Linked DNA regions of Homo sapiens: region 1 is linked to region 2. A link is a loop called in an ENCODE intact Hi-C map of the cell type or tissue named here. Cell type or tissue: IMR-90. All regions are shown on one strand. Each heading gives the region's core, and the rest is flanking DNA. Links, peaks and the distances in the headings are about the cores only. Region 1 overlaps LINC00189 (long intergenic non-protein coding RNA 189). Region 2 has its middle 17 kb from the start of CCT8.

The links. Hi-C counts contacts between places; a loop is a spot of excess contacts. Peaks named below come from ENCODE experiments on the same cell type or tissue, not always from the same donor. Only the 100,000 strongest peaks of a DNase experiment are listed, where the experiment ranks them.
Region 1: it touches region 2 in a loop (3-fold over the local background); 1 of 110 quality-filtered maps calls a loop at or near these places.

The regions. Positions count from the first base shown.
Region 1 is chr21:29,216,523-29,219,339 of GRCh38, forward strand. All of the region lies in intron 1 of LINC00189 (long intergenic non-protein coding RNA 189), which reads left to right. Among named protein-coding and RNA genes, the nearest start is that of LINC00189, 24 kb to the left of the region's middle. In IMR-90, for the core only: no CTCF peak of the experiment used is centred there; a DNase peak (open chromatin) is centred at 1,449; H3K27ac peaks cover 1,506 bases.
Region 2 is chr21:29,088,959-29,091,775 of GRCh38, forward strand. It overlaps a transcript of MAP3K7CL not described here. Among named protein-coding and RNA genes, the nearest start is that of CCT8, 17 kb to the left of the region's middle. In IMR-90, for the core only: a CTCF peak has its summit at 1,227 (motif pointing right); DNase peaks (open chromatin) are centred at 1,233 and 2,263; H3K27ac peaks cover 907 bases.

The DNA of each region.
Region 1 (2,817 bases), core at 225-2,724, 130 kb after region 2:
TCCTCACAGGGCTCCATGTGGTCCAGGCTGGATCTTTGCATATATGGCTTTTCCCACCAGGATGTGGGGGTGTTAGAGGATAGATTCCAAGATCTCCAAGGTCCCAAGCAGTCCTCAAATTTATTAGCTATTATCTCTTTTCAAATGCATCTTTTCCATGCGAGCCCCTTTTGGCTTGAAACATTATCTAAGTTTAAATTAGCTGTTTCTTCTCTGACCTCAAGTTGCTGCAACACATATGGCAGGATTATCTTGGCTATTAATCTGATCTCTGTGTAATTCCCTCTCCTTCTGTTTCTTACCTTCAGTGAATCCAGGGGCACCCGTAAACTCTAATCACACATTGATCTAAGCATTTCAGATACTTGCTTGTAAAGACTACCTGAACCTGGGGCTGAGACTGTGAGGAGAAGATGGAAGAGGGGTGATTGGGATATGAGAGAAAAGTGTGGAGGCAACAGATTTTTCGGAGTGAAGCCAGGAAGTAGAAGGAGGACCAGGAAGTAGAAGGAGGACCGGGAAATGGAAGGAGTGCCAGGAAGTGGAAGGAGTCAATGCCACACTGTGCTTGAAATCAACTTGCCCTCAGTGACTCAATGCCCGTGGACAACACACCATCTAAAAGTGTTGGGTCCTTATTTGTCCCCTGAACAGAAGGTAGGCTTCTTGGTTGCCTTGTCAGGGCAGAAAGCGTGGAAGAAAAACATGGTATCCTGGCCTACATGCAGCTGATCAGAACAGCTGGGAATTTCCCTGTGAGATGGAACAACTCTGGACCTACCACTGCTGTTACCCGCACTGCTTCGCCTTTAATGGTTGTTATTTCTCATGGGTTAGTCTTGTTTTTAGTTACTATTTTATGAAGAAATTCCTTCCTCTCAAGGTAGATAGAATAAGATCAACCTCACGGAGTTATTGTGGGGATAAAATAAGAGGACGTGTGGGCCGGGTGCGGTGGGCTCACGTCTGTAATCCCTGTACTTTGGGAGGCTGAGGCGGGTGGAGCACTTGACGTCAGGAATTCGAGACCAGTCTGGCCAACATGGCGAAACCTCGTCTCTGCTAAAAATACAAAAATTAGCTGGGCATGGTGGTGCACACCAGTAATCCCAGCTATTTGGGAGGCTAAGGCAGGAGAATTTCTTGAACCTAGGAGGCAGAGGCTGCAGTGAGCCAAGATTGAGTCTCTGCACTCCAGCCTGGGTGACAGAGCAAGACTCTGTCTCCAAAAAAAAAAAAAAAAAAGCAAGTATGGAATGCCTCTGAAATTATTATGATATTCCAAAATAAAGAATTGTTATATGTTAAAAGCTCCCTGAGGATCAAGTTTTGGACTCCTCTCATCTCACGTAATGACTCATATGACAGCATATCATCAGGATATGGTTTATGAGATTTTCCTGGAATTACATCATATTGATGACACATTTATGCGCCTTTGCAATTACAAAATTCCTCCTATGTTGAATGTTGTTATTCTCCCCTCATGATTCAGTTCAAATGCCTTCTTCTCTTTAACGCCTTTGTCAACATCCCACTTCCTCCAGTCTCCCCAGTGCTCTGCTCATAATTCTCCTATCCACATCACATTGTGTAATGATTGTTTATTTACATGTCTGATTATCCTGCTAGTTTGTGAGCACTTGGAGAAGAGAAAATGCACAGCCTATATTTTATTCATGTCTGTATGCCCAACGTGTGCACCAACTGACAGCATAAGTGCTCCATGTGTATTCAATATTTCCTAAATGTAAAGTTGAGAGTAGTCCTTCAGCTTTGGGATTTTGTTGACGTTCTCAGTGAAACCCAGGTTTGGAACTCTAACAAATATATTTGAATATTTCTCGGGCCTATAAATGCAGCTTGGAACTAAAGACATCTGGTCTACTATAAAAATCTTCTGAATGGTCTCTATTCCTCTATTCATGTTTCCTTTCAATCATTTTCCAATTCCTGCCAAAGAGAATATTCCAAAACAAATCTGTTTATTACTTTTTAATTAAAAGTCTTCAAAGTCTTCCCCTTGCTAAAGGATAAAATTTTTTTTAGGGTGGCATCCAAGACCTTACTTAATTTAATCCTCTCGATCTTCCATGACTTATCTCTTGATGCATCTTCTCCATTCTCCCCTCAGTCCCCCACCAATACACACAACTACCTCACAACCCTGCACTTTCCACCCCACCTACCTGCTTTATAGATGCTGAATTACAAGTAATTATCTAAATGGACCACACTGCAGGAACTTCTGTAGCCATTTTCCATCATTGTCCTGTTCTTTCATTGTTGTTTCTATTTCTTTTTTTATCTCCCTAATTATTTAAACCATATTTTACAGACTTGTTACATTTACTGACTCTCATGGTGGTGGAGATGGATTTTTTCCTAGTGTGCCTGTGTGTGGGTGAGTTTTGTTTTATTTGCTTATTTTATTGTGAGATCATTTTCAGCAGGGGTTGATTCGCTTCCCACTCCCAGGTAGTAGAAGTACCAGTTTTGCCAGTTTCCTAGTGGTTTTATGGGTCCTAGACCAGCTCTATGTTAATGTCCCAGCTTGGGATTTTGATAGCATGGGGACAATATAAATTGGAGCCTTACATGCTTGTGTGCCTTAGGTTTGCAATTTCTCGTTTTTTCCCTACTGAGTCGCGGGTAGATGGCAAACTTCCTTGCTACCTCTCTAGGCTTTTGGGTGGAGTATTTCTAGTTCCTTTTTAACAGATGGGCCTGGCTAAATGTAGAGGATTCAGCTCTAGCTCTCCATGTCAGATCTCACATGGGTCAGTGTCCTTACCCTCTTCCTGCCTGGACATTAAA
Region 2 (2,817 bases), core at 244-2,743:
CAGGAGTTCAAGACCAGCCTGGCCAACATGGTGAAACCCCGTCTCTACTAAAAATACAAAAATTAGCCAGATGTGGTGGTGCATGCCTGTAGTCCCAGCTACCTGGGAGGCTGAGGCAGGAGAATCACTTGTACCCAGGAGGGAGAGGTTGCAGTGAGCCGAGATCGCACCACTATACTCCAGCCTGGTGACAGAGCGAGACTCCGTCTCAAAAAAAAAAAAAAAAAAAAAAAAAAAAAAAAAGACACTGGTCCTGGGGTTGTCTGGCATGGATCTCCCAGACATAACCCTCATCTCTGAATCAAGAAACTGGGAGAAGACTGCTCACACCACCTGCAGAAAGAAGGATAATCTGAGAGCCCAAGATGGGCCTTACATTTGTCTTTTTCCATAAAAATACTGTTATATATTAGTGTTTGATAAAGTAAAAATAATGATGTTATTATTATCTATCTCACATACATTATGGGTTAATACGTATTTGTGCCCTTGTGAACTGGCCCAGAAAAAATGAGAAAAAGATTTCTCGTTCCAAACAACCAAAATATAAACTGCCTTTGGGAAGGTAACCCTTTCCTAAGTTAGGGGCTGCTTATAATCACATACTTGACACCATTAAGCTTGTGGCTGGTGATGTTTGTGGCCTTATTATTTCTTTACTTTGTCTGCCAGATTGGATTTAGAAACATGAATGAAGCATTAACCTCACAAGGAAACTGTACTGAAATAAACAGCATAAATCTCTAGGCTGAGTTTGGCCTTTTGCCTTCTGTCTTTATATAGGATTTCCAAACAAGATGTGTCTAAGCTGTTCAAGAGTGAAAGCAAGAAAAAAGAGGAAGGAAGGAAGGAAGAAAGGGAGGAAGGGAGGGAAGCAGGAAGGAGGGAAGGATGAGAGGGAGGGAGGAAGGGAAGAGAGGGAGGGAGGAAGGGAAAAAAGGAGAAAGGAAGGGAGTAAGGAGAATAAGAAAGAAGGAGGAAAGACAGGAAGGAGGGAGAGAAGGCAGGAGGGAAGGAAAAAAGAAAGAATTGATATAACCTAATAATTTTGATACTATTCGACCCATTTCCTTGCCTTTATTTTCACCATTATTGAATCAGTGATGACAGCAGTAGATGCAGTAATGTGAAATGTTAACTCATCCATTCATTTATTCATTCTGCAGTATTTTTTACAGAACTTTGCTGTTTAGTATTTCTGTATTGCTAAGTAGCCTGCAGAGGGTGCACTTTCCTTATTTTTATGTCTTTCCATCCACTTATGACCAAAAGAGGACACAATGTTTTATAAGATTAAAAGAGATTATTCAATGAAAGAAGTGAGGAAGGCACAACTTCTCTTTTCTTTCTTCTACCAAATGTTACAAAATGAAATACGTAAAAGGCGTAGGGAATGCAATCTCTATTAGCTTCTTTGTTTTGTTTTGTTGTTTTTTTTTTGAGACAGAGGCTCACTCTGTCGCCCAGGCTGGAGTGCAGTGGTGCAATCTCAGCTCACTGCAAGCTCCGCCTCCTGGGTTCACGCCATTCTCCTGCCTCAGCCTCCCGAGTAGCTGGGACTACAGGCACCCCTACCATGCCCGGCTAATTTTTTGTATTTTTAGTAGAGACAGGGTTTCACTGTGTTAGCCAGGATGGTCTTGATCTCCTGACCTCGTGATCCGCCTGCCTTGGCCTCCCAAAGTGCTGGGATTACAGGTGTGAGCCACCGCGCCCGGCAGCTTCTTTGTTAATAGAAAAATCAATTTTAGTGACTTTTTTTGCATGGAGCCAGGATCATCAAGCCTGTGGCCTTCCTCACTTTTTTTTTTTTTAAAATTGCTGCATCCCCGGGACTTCGTTTTTTTTCTTGCTCTTTGTGTATGTGTGTTCTTATTTTTCCTCTCTATACTGCATTGGTCAATAGAAATATAATGCAAGCCATATATGTAATTTAAAATTGCTTAATAGTCACATTAAAAAACTAAAAAGGAGGTAAAATTCATTTTAAAATATTTTATTTACTCCAACTTACCAATTTTATCATTTCAACATTTTGTCAATATAAACATTTTATTGAATATTTTACTTTTTTTGGTACCAAATCTTTGAAATCTGCTGTGAATTTTGCATTTACAGCACCTCTCCTCTTGAACTGGTCACATTTTAAGCTGTGAATAGCCACATGGTACCAGTGGCAACTGTACTGGACAACACATCTATATACATTCCTTTTTCATTCACAATTTCTCCATCCCTAACCAAACCAGCAGAAAACAGTGTATTACCAAATGGTGCTGTTTACTCAGAAAATCTTTATGACTAATTATCCACCAATTTGAATCATGCAGGAAACATGAGATGGCCTGTGTTCCCTCTAAGAGACTGTCGTTTACAGTTTTGAGATTTTAAAAAATAGAATGTTTTTAGCCAGTTGATTTTTAAGTCACTCTAGTTCCCTCCATCACAAAATGAGGTATAGCTCTTAATAAAAGTCCTTCAATTTTATTTTCCTGAGTGTACATTTTCTTTTCTTTTTTTCTTTTTTATTTTTTCAATACAGCCCCTTGCTCTGTCACGCAGGCTGGAATGCAGTGGTGGAATCATGGCTCACTACAGCCCTGACCTCCTGGGCCCAGGTAATTGTCCCACCTCAGCCCCTCAAGTAACTGGGACCACAGGCGTGCACCACCACATCCAGCTAAGTTTTTCTTTCTTTTTTTTTCATAGAGATGGAGTCTCGCTATTTTGCCCAGGTTGGTCTTGAACACCTGGCTTCAAGCAGTCCTCCTGCTTTTGGCTTCTTGAAGTGCTTGGATTACAGGTATGAACTACTGC